3 separate regions of the Homo sapiens genome follow, and regions 2 and 3 are each linked to region 1. Evidence: chromatin loops called from intact Hi-C (ENCODE). Cell type or tissue: natural killer cell. All regions are shown on one strand. Each heading gives the region's core, and the rest is flanking DNA. Links, peaks and the distances in the headings are about the cores only.

What was found. A loop is a pair of places that touch in the nucleus more often than their neighbours do. Peaks named below come from ENCODE experiments on the same cell type or tissue, not always from the same donor. Only the 100,000 strongest peaks of a DNase experiment are listed, where the experiment ranks them.
Region 2: it touches region 1 in a loop (14-fold over the local background); 1 of 110 quality-filtered maps calls a loop at or near these places.
Region 3: it touches region 1 in a loop (4-fold over the local background); 1 of 110 quality-filtered maps calls a loop at or near these places.

The regions. Positions count from the first base shown.
Region 1 is chr6:169,802,637-169,809,357 of GRCh38, forward strand. It overlaps LINC00574 (long intergenic non-protein coding RNA 574), which reads left to right. Exons shown (of 3, transcript NR_026780.1): 3 at 1-237. Among named protein-coding and RNA genes, the nearest start is that of LINC00242, 7.2 kb to the left of the region's middle. In natural killer cell, for the core only: no CTCF peak of the experiment used is centred there; DNase peaks (open chromatin) are centred at 2,995, 4,315 and 4,845; H3K27ac peaks cover 849 bases.
Region 2 is chr6:170,440,352-170,446,486 of GRCh38, forward strand. It overlaps LOC124901477 (a long non-coding RNA gene), which reads right to left. Exons shown (of 2, transcript XR_007059900.1): 2 at 1,380-6,019. LOC107986676 (a long non-coding RNA gene) reads left to right here. Exons shown (of 2, transcript XR_001744494.3): 2 at 1-669. Among named protein-coding and RNA genes, the nearest start is that of PSMB1, 110 kb to the right of the region's middle. RefSeq lists an enhancer at 1-221 and a silencer at 3,542-3,772. In natural killer cell, for the core only: no CTCF peak of the experiment used is centred there; a DNase peak (open chromatin) is centred at 3,880; H3K27ac peaks cover 3,732 bases.
Region 3 is chr6:170,461,834-170,468,554 of GRCh38, forward strand. LOC124901235 reads right to left here and starts at 1,281. Exons shown (of 3, transcript XM_047419615.1): 1 at 1,209-1,281; 2 at 985-1,080; 3 at 1-401. The coding sequence starts at 1,281. It overlaps LOC124901476 (a long non-coding RNA gene), which reads right to left. Exons shown (of 2, transcript XR_007059899.1): 1 at 4,411-6,721; 2 at 4,008-4,201. In natural killer cell, for the core only: no CTCF peak of the experiment used is centred there; DNase peaks (open chromatin) are centred at 2,758 and 3,038; H3K4me3 peaks cover 1,547 bases; H3K27ac peaks cover 3,736 bases.

The sequences.
Region 1 (6,721 bases), core at 1,377-6,376:
GGTGGGTGGATCACCTGAAGTCAGGAGTTTGAGACTAGCCTGACCAACATGGAGAAATCCCGTCTCTACTAAAAATACAAAAAATTAGCTGGGCGTGGTGGCACATGCCTGTAATCCCAGCTACTCGGAGGCAGGAGAATTGCTTGAACCCAGGAGGCGGAGGTTGCGGTGAGCCAAGATCACGCCATAGCAATTGCACTCCGGCCTGGGCAACAAGAGCAAAACTCTGTCAAAAAGAAAAAAAAAAAAAAAAAAAAGTAAAACCAATTAGCCAATGTAAAGGAGTTTAACTGAGCAAAGAGTGATTCACAAATCAGGCAGCCTCCCGACCCAGAGTGGACTCAGAGACTCCAGCACAGCCATGTGGTGGAAGAAAATTTAAGACCGAAAAAGGAAAGAGATGTACAGAAAATGGAAATGAGGTACGGAAACAGCCAGATTTGTTAAGCTTGGGGTTTGCAGTAGTTGAACATGGTTGAAGAGCTGGCCACCTTAGATTGGCCAAAACTCAGCGATTGGCACAAGAGTAGGCTACGGTCTGTTTACAATTCCATTTAGGTTACTGTTCGTGATGTACAGAGAAAGCTTTAGGTCGAAATTAAAATACACAAGGAGGCAGCTTTAGGCCACACTTGATTTGAAAGCTAGAGAGGTCTGGTGGAGGCTGCATTCTCCTCTCCAGGAAGTACATTTGTGGGCTGCTAAGCCACAAGATAAGGAAGAACACAAGACAGCTAGAGAAGGCCACGAGCTGGACCCAATACCCACATATTCAGGAGTAAACACTGGTGCTGTGAAAGGGTCAGTGCCTCCATAAACGTCTCCACAGACATAGAGCTCTGAGCGGACACGGACCACTACACACAACAGAGCTACACACAACAGAGCTTGACAAGCCACAGAGCTCCACAAACCGCAGAGCTCTCTACAGACACAGACATCTCCTCACCACAGAGCTTTCCAAACCAAAGAGCTCTCCACATACACAGAGCTCTCCACACCACAGATCTCTCCACAGACACTGAGCTCTCCTCAACACAGAGCTCTCTACTGACACAGACATATTTATAGACACAGATCTCCACACAAGACTCTCCACACCACGGAGCACTCTACACTACAGAGCTCACCAGACCACAGAATTCTCCACAGACACAGAGCTCTCCACGCTACAGAGCTCTCCAAAGACACAGAACTCTCCACACCAGAGAGCTCTCCACAGACAGAGTTCTCCACACAACGTAGCTCTTTACAGACACAGAGCTCTCCACACCACTTAACTCTCAACAGTCACAGAAATCTCCACACCACAGAACTCTCCTCAGTCACAGAGCTACCCACACCACATAGCTCTCTGCACTACAGAGCTTGCCACATTCACAGACCTCTCCACCAACACAGAGCTCTCCAGACACACAACTCTCCATACAACAGAGATCTCCACAGACACAGAGCTTGCCACACCACAGAACTCTCCACAGAAACAGAGATCCCCACAGCGCAGAGTTCACAGACACAGGGCTCTCCACACCACTGGGTTCTCCACAGACATAGAACTCTCCACAGATACAAAACTCCCCACAGACACAGGACTCTCCACAGACACAGAGCTCTTCATAGACGCAGAGCTCTCCCCACCACAGAGCTCTTCAGACCACACACCTCTCCATAGACACAGAACTTTCCACAGACTTAGAATTCTCCACAGACACAGAGATCCCCACACCACATAGTTATCCACACTACAGAGCTCTCCACAGACGCAGAGCTCTCCACAGACACAGGACTGTCCACACCACAGAGCTCTTCAAACCATGGAGCTCTTCACACTGCAGAGCTCTCCACACCACAGGGCTCTCCACAGACACTGAGATCTCCTCAATACAGAGCTCTCCACTAACACAGATCTATTTACAGACACAGATCTCCACACCACAGAGCTGTCCACACCACAGAACTCTTCACAGACACAGAGCTCTCCACATACATGGAGCTCTCCATAGACACAAACCTCACCACATACACAGAGCTCTTGACACCACAGAGCTCTCTGCAGACAAAGAGCTCAACACACCACAGAGCTCTCCACACCACATAGTTCTCCACATACAGAGAGCCCTCCACATACACAGAATTCTTCACATACAGAGCTCTTCACACCACAGAGCTCTCCAGATAGAGAGTTCTTCACACCACAGAGCTCTTCACACCATAGAGCTCTCTACAACACAGAACTCTTCACACCGTGGAACACTCCACAGACACAGAGATCACCACACCACAGAGCTCTCCACAGACACAGAGATCCCCACACCACATAGTTATCCACACTACAGAACTCTCCACACCGCAGAGCTCTTCACAGACATACAGCTCTCCACAGACACAGGGCTCTCCATACCACTGAGCTCTCCACAGAAAGAACTCTTCACAGACATAGAGTCTCCACATCACTGAGCTCTTCACAGACACAGAACTTTCCACAGACACGAGACTCTCCACAGACACAGAGGTCTCCACACCATAGACCTCTCCACACCACAGAGCTCTTCACACCACAGAGTTCCTCATACCACAGAGCTCTCCACAGACACAGAGCTCTCCACAGACACAGGGCTCTCCACACCACAGGGCTCTCCACAGACACTGAGATCTCCTCAACACAGAGGTCTTCACTGACACAGATCTATTTACAGACACAGATCTCCACACCACACAGTTCTCCACACCACAAAGCTCTCCAAAGACACACAGTTCTTCACACCACAGAGCTCTCCGCAGACACACAGCTCTCTCTACAGACACACGTCTCTCTACAGACACAAACCTCTTCACATACATGGAGCTCTTCACACCACAGAGCTCTTCACACCACAGAGTTCCCCACATTAAGAGAGCTCCCCACATCACATCACAGAGTTCTTCACACCACAGAGCTCTCCACGTAGGAAGTTCTTCATGCCTCAGAGCTCTTCACAGCACAGACCTCTCAACATACACCGAGCTCTCCAGACCACAGAACTCCCCACATCACGGAACTCCCCACATACCCAGAGCTGTCCACATCACAGCGCTCTGTACACCACTTAGCTCTCCACAGACACAGAGCTCGCTACAATACAGAGCTCTCCAGACCACAGAATTCTCCAAATACACAGAGCTTTCCACACCACAGAACTCTCCACACCACAGAGCTCTTCACACCACAGCGCTCTCCTCACCATAGGGCTCTCCACAGACACAGGGGTGTCCACTCCACAGATCTCTTCACACCACAGAGCTCTCCACATACACAGAGGTCTCCACACCACAGAGCTCTTTACTGACACAGAACTCTCCACACCACAGCAATCTCCACAGACACAGAGCTCTTCATACCACAGAGCTCTTCACATACACAGAGCTCTTCACATACGCAGAGCTCTCCACACCACAGAATTCTCCATAGACACAGAACTCGCTCTCCACACAACAGAGCTCTTCACACCACACAGCTCTCAGTGTACACAAAGTTCTTCACACCACAGAACTCTACTTGCCACAGAGTGCTCCATAGACACAGGGCTCTCCACACCACAGAGCTCTACACACTAAAGAATTCTCCACAGACAGAGCGCTCTACACTCCACAGAGCTCTCCAGAGACACAGAGCTCTCCACACCACAGAGACTTCCATATCACAGAGCTCTCCACAGACATAGAGCTCTCCACAGAGATGTCCGCACAGCAGAGCACTCCACATACACACAGCTGTTCACACCACAGAGATCTCCAGACCACAGAATTCTCCATAGACACAGAAGGCTCTGCACACACAGAACTCTCCACACCACAGAGCTCTTCACATATGCAGAGCTTTCCACAGATAGAGCTCTCCACAGAGATGTCCACACAACAGAGCTCTACAGAGCTGTTCATGCCACAGAGATCTCCAAACCACAGTTCTCCATAGACACAGAACTCTTGACATACGTGGAGCTCTCCACATTACAGAGCTCTTCACATATGCAGAACACTTCACACCACAGAGCTCTCCAAACCACAGAGCTCTCCCCAACAAAGCTCTCCACAACACAGAGCACTCCACAGACACAGAGCTCCCCACACCACAGAGCTCTCCACACCACAGAGCTCTCCACATACACAGAACTCACCACAGACACAGAGCTCTCCACACAACAGAGCTCTCCACAGTCACAGAGATCTCCACCACAGAGCTCTCCACATGCCCAGGGATCTCCACACCACAGAGCTCTCCACATCACAGAGCTCTCCACATACAGAGTCTAGCTCTCCACACCACAGAGCTCTTCACACCACAGAGTTCTTCACATACACAGAACTCTCCACAACACAAAGCCCTCAACAGACAGCGCTCTCCACACCACAGAGCTCTCCACATACACAGAGCTCTCCACATACACAGAGCTCACCACAGACACAGAGCTCACCACAGACACAGAGCTCTCCACATACACAGAGCTCACCACAGACACAGAGCTCACCACAGACACAGAGCTCTCCACATACACAGAGCTCACCACAGACACAGAGCTCACCACAGACACAGAGCTCTCCACATACACAGAGCTCACCACAGACACAGAGCTCACCACAGACACAGAGCTCTCCACATACACAGAGCTCACCACAGACACAGAGCTCACCACAGACACAGAGCTCTCCACATTCACAGAGCTCTCCACACCACAGAGCTCTCTACATACACAGAGCTCTCCACATCACAGAACTCTCCACATACAGAGAGCTCTCCACAAACACAGAGCTCGCCACACCACAGAGATCTCTAAACCACAGAGCTGTCCACATACAAAGAGCTCTTTACACCACAGAGATCTCCACACAGCAGAGGTCTCCACAAACACAGAGCTCTCCACACCACAGAGCTCTTGACACCACAGAGCTCAACACACCAAAGAGCTTTCCACAGACACAGAGCTCTCCACAGACACAGAGCTCTCCACAGACACAGAGCTTCCAGACCACAGAGCTCTCCACAACACGGTTTTTCACACCACAGAACTCTTTATACCACAGAGCTCTCCACAGACACAGAGCTCTCAAGGCCACAGAGCTGTCCACACCACAGAGCTCTCCACAGACACAGAGCTCTCCACATACACAACTTTCCACGCCACAGAGGTCTCCACATACAGAGCTCTCCACAGACACAGAGCTTTCCACACCACAGACACCCATGTACTTACCCCTAGGTCTGACTCCCCTTAGCATAGACCCCCAACACTTAAATTTTCTGCACTCACACTGGCAGCTGTGACTTCAGCGGCACTGATGCCCTCTACACTGACCCCCTCATCAATGACATTTGCAGCACTGACCTTCCCAGCACTGACCCCTCTAGCACTGACCCCCTGCACTGACCCTTTTTGCACTGACCACTGCCTGCAATGAGCACCCCTCCCCTGATACCACAGCACTGACACCCATACGACCGACCTCCCCAGCAGGTACATCTCCTGCACTGACCTCCACAGCACTGACACCCCCAGCACTGACTCCCCCAGCACTGACACCCTCGGCACTGACACCCCCGGCACTGGCACCCCCGGCACTGACACCCCCAACACTGACACCCCAGCACTGACACCCCCAGCACTGACCCCCCAGCACTGCTCCCTCAGCACTGATCCCCCCAGCACTGACACCCCAGCACTGACCCCCCAGCACTGCTCCCTCAGCACTCATCCCCCCAGCACTGACATCCCCAGCACTGACCCCCCAGCACAGCTCCCTCAGCACTGATCCCCCCAGCACCGACGTCCAAGCACTGACTTCCCCAGCACTGACCTCCCAGGTACTGACAACCCAGGTACTGAGCCCCCATCACTGACACTCCAGCACTGACCCCCCACCAGAATTGCTCCCTCAGCACTAATCCCCCCACCACTGATGCCCCCAGCACTGATGCCCCCAGGTATGGGTATGACACCCATACAACTAACACCCCAACACTGACACTGCCAGCACTAATGTCCCCAGCACTAACAGCCCTGCACTGACACTCCCAGCACGAACACCCCAACACTGAGACCCCCAGCACTCATACCTCCAGCACTGACAGCCCTGCACTGACACTCCCAGCACTGACACCCTCAACACTGAGACCCCCAGCACTCATACCTCCAGCACTGACACCCTCAACACTGAGAACCCCAGCACTCATACCTCCAGCACTGACACCCCCACCACTGAGACCCCCAGCACTCATACCTCCAGCACTAACAGCCGGGCACTGACACTCCCAGCACTGACACCCCCACCACTGAGACCGCCAGCACTCATACCTCCAGCACTGACAGCCCCAACACTGAGACCCCCAGCACTGAGACCCCCAACACTGACACCCCCAGCACTGACACCCCTAACACTGAGACCCCCAGCACTGACACCCCCAGCACTCATACCTCCAGCACTGACAGCCCCAACAGTGAGACCCCCAGCACTTATACCTCCAGCACTGACACCCCCAACACTGAGACCCCCAGCACTGACACCCCCAGCACTGACACCCCCAGCATTCATACTTCCAGCACTGACAGCCCCAACACTGAGACCCCCAGCACTGACACCCCCAACACTGAGACCCCCAGCACTCATACCTCCAGCACTGACACCCCCAACACTGAGACCCCCAACACTGAGACTCCCAGCACTCATACCTCCAGCACTGACAGCCCTG
Region 2 (6,135 bases), core at 1,136-6,135, 640 kb after region 1:
ACAAACAGAAGCCATCACTTGGTTAGAGTCCGCCCATCACGGCTCTGCCTGGAATGGAGACGGCCTGGACCCAGGTGTCATCACTCTCTCTGCTCATGGCCCCCAGAATTTTGCAAAATCTGTTTTAAAAGTTTCCTTGTAAAAGTGACCCGTCCTCCGTCAGGAGCCTGGGTCTCACTGGCCATTTTAGGAGTGCAGCCTTCCCGAGCTCAGCAGAATCCCTCCGTCACAGTGAGCACGGGTGGCACTGTCCTTCCCCTTCCTGGGTCCTCCCAGGCTGGCGACCCCTCGTGGCCTTGATTCTACCCTTTCAAAAGTCCAGCTCCCACCGGCCCCTGCAAGGCGCGCTGCGGGGTCACCACAGGTCTGTCCAGGGCACGGTCAGGCCCATGAGACCCCTTGTTCTATAGGACGCTACTCTCCTTAAAAACAGGGACTTTGTCCCTCACTGAATTGTAGTTTTCTGTATCATTCGTCATTGCAGCTTTGAAGCATCAAGAGTGTTTCCTAAATATGATTAAAATCTGGCCTTCAGACAGCTTTTGAATTAACTGACAAATGTATGTTGGGCACGAAACGGATTTAGGGACGTCTGCCCTGGGCTTTTACCAAACTCCAGCTCTTACACTTTATTATCTCACCTGAAATAAAATTGAAATTTCTTCATAATGTCTGATATATATTTTAATTTCTGGCAGAGATACATTAAAAGACCTGTTTCAAGGTTACTTGGCTAAAGAATGGAAAATGTCAGTTTTCAGCTGTACCATTTCCCATCTAGTCCAACAGTATTTAAGCTTCTCCAAACAAAAATAGAAGGAAAGCTTCCACATTTTTTTGTCAGGCCAGCATGACATTGCCACCAAAGAGACCAGCTTAAAAAAAAAAAAAAAAAAAAAACAACTACCAACCAACCTAATGTGTCAATAACAATATAAAGAGGCCCAATAAAATATGAGCAAATGAAACGCAGCGGCATGTTGAGAATTACACACCACGACTAAGGGTGGGTTGTTCTGCCCAGTGCAAGTAGCAATGACTCAGTATTGGGTCTATTAATATAAATCACCATTTAATAGAGCAAAAGAGAAAAACAGTATGACCAGCCCTAGAAATGCTGGCAAACAGTGGATGGAAGTCAACATCCTCCTCTGTGTTTTGAAGTAGAGACTGAAATGTTCATGATAAAATGGGAAGGAATGAATAGTTCTTTTACAGGATAAATGACCTCTGCCTCATCCTGACCATTCCCTACAGCCATGAGGAGGCCAAGACACTCAGAGTTTCCAGGCTGCATTCTCTCACTGCTTTGCAGGCACATCTCATGCAATTAAGGCACAGAAACTGGGAGTGCAAAAATGAGAAAGGAGCAGAGAAAGTGATGATTACTTATAGATTATTTTATTGTGCATCTGGATAACCCTGAAGGAGCAATTGCAAACAAATATGCAAAAATATAATTCAACAAGGTTAGCAAGAAATGTGAAAACGGCCCTGCCTCGGAGGGATGTGCACAGACGGGGCAGAAGCCAAGCAGGTATACAGACTTTCAATTTTTGCAAAGTTAGTCTCTGCACATATGATACAATCCCAGTTAAAAGGCTAACTTTTTAAAAACCAGACAGGCTAAATCTAAATTTGTGTAAGGAAATATTTAAGAATACATAAGACAAACCTAAAAGAAAAAACAAATAATAGAGAAACTATTACTATCAGATCTCAAAACATATTATAAAATTCCATTTAAAGCTATGTCCATTTAAAAATATGTTACTGGCAAATAAATAATTAGAAAGCATAGAAATAGACCTCAAAATACTGCAAATTATAAGACAAAGACATTCAAATCATGAGGGGAAACAGGATATTCATATAATGATGTTGACTAGGTAGTCTCCTGGAAAAACTATGAAGTTGGTTCTATACTTCACCAAAATTAATTCCAAATAGAGCAAAGGTGTAACTCCCAGAAAGAAAAAAAAAAAAGGAAGAAAAGAAGCAAAGAGGAGACCATGGGAGAATTTTTTATGACATTGGAGTAGGGAAGATCTAAACACAAGACAAAATCCAGAAGCCATAATAATGCTAAGAAATATGATGACACAAAAATAAAACCTTCTGCCTAGAATGAAACACCACCACGAGTCAATTGAAAGATAATAACAAGCTGAAAAAGAAATTTGCAATTAATACCAGAAACAGTCATTTCCAAATATTTAAATCAATAAGAAAGAGACCAGTAAGTCAATAAGTAAAAAGAAGCAAAGGATTTCAACTGAGTTCACAGAAAACAAAATATAAGGCACTCTTAACCGCATGAAGAAAATGCTCAACCTGCTCACAAAGCCCTGCTCAGGGCCAGGGTGTGGGCAGTCAGTTCTTGTGTGTTGTGAAGGCTACATAAAGCCCATCTCTTCGAAGAACAGAAAACTGGCCACATCCATCGCATGGCAAATGCATGTGAAACCTGGTCGAGCAATTCTATTAACAATTCTATTCCTATGAATTTATTCTATGGATACAATCATGCAGACGTGAAACAACGCATGTGTGGTTACTCGCAAAGGCAGGGCCCTATAAGCTTGGAAGTGGCCGTCAATGGTAGAGCAAGTCTAGAATTTGGAAAAGGCTCACACAGCACATGGCCATTAGCTGGTTTGTGATTCCTCCTTCATCATTCATCCGTCAAGGGCGTTTCTCATTAGGCCCTGGGGGTGTACTCAGCCCTGCCAAGCAGAGCAGGCACAGATTCTCCCTCAAGAGTTCAGAGCTTCTCACCCTGGCTCTTCCCTTAAGAATCTGGCTCCCAGGGCCACCTCCCAGGGACCCCATTGTCAGAGTGGAGGAACGGGCTTGGGCAGGTGTGACCTCCAGAATCCTCAGAGGCTTTTCCCGCTCTGGGAGTGGCTTCAGACCTGAATCATGGCAACCCAGCCCCCTCCTGATTACAGACCATCCTGGAGTGTTACCGTGGAGATGGGAGAGCCCAGACAACGGAGATGTTCTGAGGGAATTTCCATTCCTGTCTTCAGGACATTCTGCCAGGATGCGGACCTGCTAGAAGTATGGGACACCAGTTGTCTCTTTGCTAGAAGGCCCCCGTCCCAGGTGTGCCTCCCTGCCTCACTGTCACCTCAGCACAGTCCAGCGGGGCCAGGAGAAAACCACCAAGATAGCGCAGTCCCTGGGAAGGGGTAGCTGCCAGGCCCTACACTGTGGGAAGAGGGCTCTTGGGCTCCCCCTGGGCCCTGTGGCCTGGCAGGAGCCACCAAATGACAAAACTGGGCAGGCAACCTGTTCTGTTGTCTGGAGGGCCTCAGAGCCCACACGGCTTTCTCTGTGTACAACGTGTGCTTGGGGAACACGGGCAGCTGCCCTGACAGGAGTTTCCACACACAGAGTCCCTCCAGACTTCTGTGCCTCCACCTCAGAAACGAGCCACTCTTCCAAGCCATCAGAGTGCTTTTTGGTCCTGAATCGGGCCTTGCATTTGTACGTACCTTGGATCCGAGAGGCTGTCAGCCTAGAGAGAAGAGCACGCTGATGAGCTGCAGGGCTGGGATGGAGAACGGACAACAGAAGTCATCACCTGACTTGCACAACCACCTATGCTTTCTTCTTCATGTAGAATTCCCTTCCAGAGCCAGATAGAGTGAGAAGCAAGAAGAGAGCCATGTTGAACAAAATGCTGGGTCATAAGGCTGTGCCTGGCGCCTCTGGGGTGCCCTGTGAATGCTGACGGGCCCGCAGCTCTGCCTGGCCAAGGAGCAGCTCAGAAACGCCCCGAGTATGAGCTGATTTGACACCTGGCAGCTAGGCCTGGGCTCAGAGCAGAAGGCTTGTAGGACTTCTCAGTCAGTCGGCACCTGTCACCGCTGCGAAACACACCCTCAGTCAGTCTCACCCATCACCGCTGTGAAACACACCCTCAGTCAGTCTCACCCATCACCCCTGTGAAACACCCTCAGTCAGTTGGCACCCGTCACCGCTGTGAAACATCCTCAGTCAGCACCCATCACCGCTGTGAAACACACCCTCGGTCAGCGAGGACGCACAGTGGAGGAGCAGCCCTGCCACCCTCTTGACATAGCTCAGCCTCTCCACTGGGCAGGTGCAGAGGCACCTGCCAAGGCTTCTGCCACTGCCTGGCAGAACGGCCCTCTTCAGACTTGCTTCTTAGGAGTAGGGGCTACAGCGCTGAGTCCCACAGGTGGGTCTGGTCTGGAGGACACCCGGCACCCGGAATCTCATAGAACAGCCCTGACAAAACATTAATATCCCTGCTAATGATGCCTGGCTGTCAAAGCTGGGGCAGAAGCCTCAGTCCAGGTGGCGGAAAACACTTGGAAGGGCTTTGAGAACTTGCTTACAGAAAAGGCACCAGCTCAACAGGTAAAGTTGTTTCCTGTCATCAAAGCCAAAGGGAAAATGCAAAGTTTCAAGTCTACCTTCCCTGGCAGCTTCTTCAGACGAGGTCTCCCTGGCTCCCTGGTTTTTCTCCTGGCATGGCCCTGCCTCACGACGCCTACCATTGTTGCCATCCGTGCCAGGTTTGCCCACAGTCCGCCCTCGACTCTGTCCCCTCAGGCCTGGCTGCCGTGTGCCTTCCTGGGGGCAGCTCAGGGCTGAGTCAGACACCTCACACCACATCCTCCTTGACCCCGACGGCCTCACGCCCTCCCTGCCACAGAGAGGCTGCAGCCCACTTGGGCTGTTCCTGATGGAAAGCCCTTTGAGCCGGGCCCAGACCTGCAGCTGTGGGATCCTGAGACAGCAGCCCCTCTGGACGGCATTCAGGGTCCCAGGCAGCGCCTGTGCTGTACCGTTCATTCAGCTCCAGAGGTTCCTGCTGCTTGGCGCTCTGCTGCGAAGCCACTGCAGCCCGGCGGTGGGAGGGTGAGCCCCTCGCTCTGCCCACCTGCTGCACTGCGCTCTGCGGGACCCTTGGTGCTTCTGAAAACAAGGGTGGGTTTTGTGGGCTGAGGTGAAGCCTCTGCTGGGCCCAGAAGTCCCTTCTGAGAAGGAGAATTGGGGCCAGCTGCTGAGGCCTCGAGGAACACAGACCAGGATAGACACTTGTGTATCAGGACTTTGCTTCTAAGAAAGGAAACCTGTGAGTGTTTTTTGTTTTTTGTTTTTTTTTTAATGGAAGTCAGAGCCTGGAGTGAAGACAGCCTCTGTCCCACCCTCCGTCCTACGCGGGCGCGGTGCTGAACTGCAAAGGCAAAGCTCCCGGTGGAAATGGCCTGCCCGCTATTCTGCGCCCTCTCTGACAGGCCCTGAACAGAAGTGTGGAAATGCCTTCCGGGAGGGTGCTAGCGAAGTCACTGTCACGCCTGCAAGTTGGACTCAACTGTAACACTTTTTCTGTTTGGTTTCATGCAAACAATTCAGCCAAGCCAGCACACAGCTGCCCCAGGAGCAGATGGATTTGTAATTGCCGGAATAACGGCGTTGCGTCAGCTACCCCACACATCCTCAGCCAGACCCAAGGGTGATCTGCGGAGTCCAGGCTGAGCCGCTGCACTCTGAAGCCTGTTAAGCTATCGTTTGGGACGCATTTTCAAAGTTCCTGAAGTAGAATATGAGCATTCCTTCCTTACTGGTATTTTGACGTATGTCTCGGTGGAAGATTTTTACTCCTTGAATTAATTCCTGGAGAAAACACACTACAATTCAGAAACAAACGCAGGCTTTATGTCCCTTGTTCATATTTAAAAATTTAAAAGGCAGAGAAACATCCTTACTGGATTTCCCAGTAGCTTACTTAATGACGTGACGGATGCCTCAGCCCAACAGAGCATGGCTTAGTCCTGCCGACTGGAGCTGAGGGCTGTGTCTCCTCCAGCTCGGAGTGCACGGCATGACTTAAATTTGGGTGTGTGACCAAGGGTGTCTCACTCTGCTCCAGCCTGGAGAGGACTCGCCTATTAGAGTTACCTGCTGCCAGTCAACATTCTTCCCACAACACAATCCACATCAGTAGGATAGAACCAGTGGGTCGTGTAGGCTACATTCACTGGGGAGAGACATGAAAGTTATCTATTACAGAAGTTATCCACTATGGGAGTTATCTACTATAGAATGGCTTCAACGTGAAGTGAGTTTAAGGGCCCTGGAACTAGGGATGTGGGT
Region 3 (6,721 bases), core at 712-5,711, 660 kb after region 1:
GGAGCAGACACACGTCGGGTGGCAGGGGCTGAGGGAGGGCTTGGAAAAGAGGCTGTAGAGGTGCCAGGCCCAGAGTGAGTAGCAAGGGCCATGGGAGCCAAGCGGTGCTTGGGGCTGGGGCCCAGGAACGGAGCTGGGGGTGCCCGGCCCAGCCTCCCACTCCTCGCTGTTCCCCAGGTGCAGAGCAGGGTGGAGGTGGACCTGAGTCTGGGAGCTGAAGGAAGTGGGAAGGGGCTGAGGCTCCTGGAGAGGAAGAAAGTGTCCTCTGAGAGATGCTGGCACACATCCTCCAGAAAGTCCCAGGCTGGCTAGGGCCGGCTGCTTGGTGACACAGGCTCCTGGGTCCTGGGACCAGCCCTGACCACTGCTGGCACAGCAAAGCTGGTCACCCGACGGCTGCCCTGTGGAGAGGACCAGGCAGACAAAATGGAAACCACCATCCAGCAGGTGGTCCGGCCACAGCCCCAGTCACCGAGACTCCTGAAGACGGTCAAGGCCAGGAGCCCAGGCCAGCCCCCACCTTCCACCTCCCTGCAGCTGGTTGTGGCCACAAGGTAAGTCCACCAATGAGCATCAACCGTGGTGTTTGTAGGACTTCGGGTGGCTTTTTAAAAGTAGGCTGTGTGTATCATACAAACCAGGAAGTCCTACAAAGAGAGGGGGTAACAAGCACAGACCAGCAGCACCAGGATGTGCAGACACCACAGAGCACCCTTTAGCTCTTCCTCCTCCCTCCGTCCCCCCCACACCTTACATGTTATTATCAAAGCATTTACATAATGCCCCTCAACCCAGCAGTCACTCTGAAATGAGATTCTCAGCAGTGAGAGGTCCTGGGAGTGGAAGCCCTGGAGTCAAAGCAGGAAGGGAAATGGAGCTTGGATCCCTAAGGGACCTGCATTCCTGCCTTGGGGCTGCTTGGGCTGGGATCTGGGCCTACCACATAGGAGCTGCTCAAGAGCTAGCCATTCAACTCCCGCCTACCTTCATAGTCTCTGAAATAGGGGGGGCCACGTGCCCATCGTGAGGAGCAGGTGCCAGCTCCTTTTATGGAGAGACTGGATGTCTGCTGGGCTGGAGCTGCTCATGTAGGTGTTGACAGAACACTGCCCAGACCAAGGCTCTGAGGAGGACAGAAGTGGGAGAAAACTGAGGCAGAAGCCAGCGAGGGGGAAGTGATGGGGAGGGGGCTGGTGCTGTGCCATAACCTTCACTGGCCCTGGTGGGCAGGCTCAGAGCTCGCCGGGCACCCCTCACAACCAGGGGGTCCACCTGGAGCATCGGGCAGGTTTGGAACGGTGACCTCCACATCGGGCGTGTTTGGAACGGTGACCTCCACATCGGGCGTGTTTGGAACGGAGGCCTCCAATCAGCGAACATTGCAAAGCACCTAGCCACGCACACACTCTGGTGTGGGGATGGTGAGATCATCTGGGTGCATAAAGTGGTGATGGCCACACAGACGTTAGCTGTAACGTTCACCAACAACTCATCTCCAAAGGAGCCAGGGAACAAGGCCTGCCTGGGGCAGTCAGGGGAGGTGCTCAGCAGGCAGGGGCGGGAGGGGCAGAAGCGGTGCCTGAGCTGGACCTGGAGGGACTGGTGAGAAGTGGAAGAGCGGAGGGAAGAAGCGGCTGCGGAGGCTGCGGAGGCTGGGCCTGGTCTGGGGAGGCTGGGCCTGGTCTGGGGAGGCTGTGGAGGCTGGGCCTGGTCTGGGGAGGCTTGTCGGGACCAGGGGAGGGTGACACCCAGTCGGTAAGGAGAGGCATTGGCTGCATGCTGGCCCCCGTGCTGAGGTTGTCTGGTTGAAGGGGAAGCCCAGCTCAGTGACCAGTGGCCTTGGCCAGAGCAATGTGGCTTCGAGGACAACCACAGGTGTCTTCCTGGATCAGCACCTGCCTGCCCCGGCCCAGCCTGGGAGAAGGACTCAGGTGTTCTTCTTGAAGAGGGTCTAGCTCTAGGGACAACTGGGAGGAGGGGGCTGGCACAGGTACCAATCACTCTGCCCCCTGCACCCAGATTTTTATAGAAATGGAAGCAAGTTACAAATCAGCATGGGGTGGGCTTTGCAGGAAATATAGTTATAGTGGAGGGGGCAGTCAGGGGTGCAAGGAGAGGAGGCTTCTGGGGACCTCAGCCAGGCTCATGAGACCCTCCATGGTAGACTGTGGGAAAACTTATCAGGGCAGGAGGAGAAAAGGGGCCCCTTTTCAATGGTATTTTTCAGCCTGCAAGAGGAAAGCAGCCTTTTTCCTATCGTTTTGCTTAGAGGCCCAAATTCTTTGTCACCCAGGCCAAAGCAGCCTGCCTGTCTTTCTGAACCCCTCACAGGGTAGCCCTGGGTGTCTTGTGAGCAGCACTGGGTTCACACAGTTCACCCGCACCCCAGATGCCTGAGCCTGATCCTATAGCTATGTGCAGTTCCCATGCCCTCTCCCCTCCGTGCGGCCGACTGGGGCAGCCAGCAGGTTCTCAAGCCTCCCACTTGAGGAAGGGGGCACCGTGCTGCTCTGCACCCGCCGTCTGACTCGCCTCAGCCCCAGATCCCTGAGAAGTGTGGTTCTGCCAAGAGGCAGCAGGCTGGATTGAAGGACCTTTTTGGATTCCTTCCCTCACAAATCCCCACCAGTGTACTCATGAGAGCCCATGAATGGTTAAAAAACAAAGCTGTAAGAGAGAGAGGTTCCCACATAAAACAAGAGTGTTAAAGTGTGAAACAGGAGGTTTGGCCCTCACCCCTCCTCTCTCTGGGAGAGTTAGGGGGTTTCCCCGCCCACGCCCTGAGAGACCATCAACACCGTGCAGGCCGGTCTGTGCTTCACAGGGCTGGCTCCTGCCTTCCTCCTTTGTGAACTCAGGGATTCATGGAGCTAAGCCATCAACACCTGGCTGAGAAGTAGGGCCTCTCCACCTTCCTCCCACTCTGCTCACAAATGGCCCTGAGGAGTGTCAGAGATCAAAGGGGCCAGCGCCCTGGCCTTCTGCTGCTCAGCCCCATAACTGCCCTCAGAGGACGGGAATTCACACCTGCTGGTGGTGGAGGGGGCCCAAGGTGTGGAGGACTGTGTTGGCTGCGGCATCATCTGCAAAGGTGAGTGAGCTTGAACTTTCACAAGGTGGCCCCAAGCCACCATAGGGGTAACAAGACAAAAGGTGTCTCCCTTCCTACATTACAGAAGGCGTTTGTGGAATTCACATCCCACTGGGTCCTTTTTTCACAGTTCCTTGGCTTGAGGCCTCTGATCCTGCTTTCCACAAGCTGACTGGGTGTCACCAAGGCCCCAGAAGGGCCCGGAGCTCCCCCTTCTCTCACCCACTCCCCGATTATGTGCTCCCAGCACAGCTCTGCAGCCAGAGGGTGAGGCTGCAAGCGAGATTCCGAGGCTGACTGATAGGCCTTCACCAGGCGGAGCCATCTTGAAGGAGAAAGAGGGAGACGGGGACGCTGTTGTGAATGGGTGGATACGTCAAGATGTGAGAAACTGAAGCTAGTAGCTGGAGTGGATCCACAGGGATTTCTATAGGCAGCCGAGTTTCCTGAACTTTTCCCGTGAAACTGACTTTGCTTTAACGAGAGCAACTGCACTGGCCATTCCCACAGGTATCTCTAGCCCCTCGTCTACGTGAAATGAGTGCATTCACTCAGATAAATCTCTAAAATGGTGGCTGGAGGCTGTTATTAGGAGGCTAGTAAAGATTTTATGCTTGATATAATATTGCCTGTGACTTAGCCACTGTTGTAGAACAATATTTTGCCTGAAACTCTTCAAATGATGTTTTGGTAGCTGTTTCTGCTCATTTTGGTTAATGTTTTTGCAGCAATAAGTCTGAGCAGCTGGATCTTTTGTTCCTCACACAGCATATTCCAGGTGGGCTGCCTGAATCCTGCATCCTAAACCCTATAAAATACCATTTCAGGAACAACTGGGTTTTTGTCTACAAGAAATTATCCCTATAATAGCTTGTATATGCCGTGAAGTAATGAGATGGTTGTTAATAGAAAAATATTTCCTAGAATAGACCATTTTTATTCAAACATCTGCCAACATGAAAACTATGTACACAGCATTGCAATGGAGTCATCGCTTTCCTAACAGTTTTCCTACAGCCTGATACCCACACCATGTACAACCTGACTGATACACCATTTACAGCCTGACTGACTGACGCCCACACCATTTACAGCCTGACTGACTGACACCTACACCATTTACAGCCTGACTGACTGACACCCACACCGTTTACAGCCTGACTGACTGACACCCACACCATTTACAGGCTGACTGACTGACACCCACACCATTTACAGCCTGACTGACTGACACCCACACCATTTACAGCCTGACTGACACACACACCGTTTACAGACTGACTGACTGACACACACACCATTTATAGACTGACTGACACCCACACCATTTACAGCCTGACTGACTGACACCCACACCATTTACAGCCTGACTGACTGACACCCACACCATTTACAGCCTGACTGACTGACACCCACACCATTTACAGCCTGACTGACACCCACACCATTTACAGCCTGACTGACTGACACCCACACCGTTTACAGCCTGACTGACTGACACCCACACCATTTACAGCCTGACTGACTGACACCCACACCGTTTACAGCCTGACTGACTGACACCCACACCATTTACAGGCTGACTGACACCCACACCATTTACAGCCTGACTGACACCCACACCCTTTACAGCCTGACTGACTGACACCCACACCATTTACAGCCTGACTGACTGACACCCACACCATTTATAGCCTGACTGACACCCACACCATTTACAGCCTGACTGACACCCACACCGTTTACAGCCTGACTGACACCCACACCATTTACAGCCTGACTGACTGACACCCACACCGTTTACAGCCTGACTGACTGACACCCACACCATTTATAGCCTGACTGACACCCACACCATTTACAGCCTGACTGACACCCACACCATTTACAGCCTGACTGACTGACACCCACACCATTTACAGCCTGACTGACTGACACCCACACCATTTATAGCCTGACTGACACCCACACCATTTACAGCCTGACTGACTGACACCCACACCATTTACAGCCTGACTGACTGACACCCACACCATTTACAGCCTGACTGACACCCACACCATTTATAGCCTGACTGACACCCACACCATTTACAGCCTGACTGACTGACACCCACACCATTTACAGCCTGACTGACACCCACACCATTTACAGCCTGACTGACACCCACACCGTTTACAGCCTGACTGACTGACACCCACACCATTTATAGCCTGACTGACACCCACACCATTTACAGCCTGACTGACTGACACCCACACCGTTTACAGCCTGACTGACTGACACCCACACCATTTACAGCCTGACTGACTGACACCCACACCGTTTACAGCCTGACTGACTGACACCCACACCATTTACAGGCTGACTGACACCCACACCATTTACAGCCTGACTGACACCCACACCCTTTACAGCCTGACTGACTGACACCCACACCATTTACAGCCTGACTGACTGACACCCACACCCTTTACAGCCTGACTGACTGACACCCACACCATTTACAGGCTGACTGACACCCACACCATTTACAGCCTGACTGACTGACACCCACACCATTTACAGCCTGACTGACACCCACACCATTTACAGCCTGACTGACTGACACCCACACCCTTTACAGCCTGACTGACTGACACCCCCACCATTTACAGCCTGACTGACTGACACCCACACCCTTTACAGCCTGACTGACTGACACCCACACCATTTACAGCCTGACTGACACCCACACCATTTACAGCCTGACTGACTGACACCCACACCATTTACAGCCTGACTGACACCCACACCATTTACAGCCTGACTGACTGACACACACACCATTTACAGCCTGACTGACTGACACCCACACCATTTACAGCCTGACTGACTGACACCCACACCATTTACCCCTTCGTGTTGGCACATCGAAGAGCAGCATCTTAGTGGTCTGAGTCACAGTGACAAAACTTTCAGGTAGGTCCACCCTTTAGCTGTAGATGGAGCAGGTGCCCCCTGCAGAAGAATCTGCCTACATCCCACGCCAGAACTGGGCCTCGCTCCACAGACAGGGAGGAGGAGAAAGTGCAGCCAGTTTCCAAAACAGGCATAATTTAGATGTGCCCAGGCTCTGATCCAGATGCACCCTGTGCTGAGACTGCAGAAGCTGCTGTCATCGACCCCTCAGCACCCTACTGTGAGCTTTGCTCCGTAACCACTCCTGTGACAAGCAAACGAATTAAATAGCGTGAAGGATGGCCACCCTGGACTCTGTCCACAGAGGTGCCAGCTGAGAGTGTGCTCTGACCGTGGCACACCGGTCCCTCCGGGCACTAAAATGAGACCCTGTTCATTTCGTGTCTCCCACCAAGCAGCTGTCAGGCGACAGTGGCTTTTGGTCCCCGTGTCCTGTGAGACAGTTTCAAACAGGTGGTCTATACAGGTTTTAAAAATTCCCTATCCCATTACTGGTTCCCAAAGCTATCCAATTCCCCCTCCTTCTTCTGGGGAGAATGTTGTTATGAACAGAAACCCTGAATCGGAGGTTGCTTCTTCTTTCCTTTCTCCCACATTATTCCTCAGCCTCCTCAGAAGACCCACGACCAAACACAGGAGGAGTCTTCCCTTTGGGGCCGAGTTGCTTCA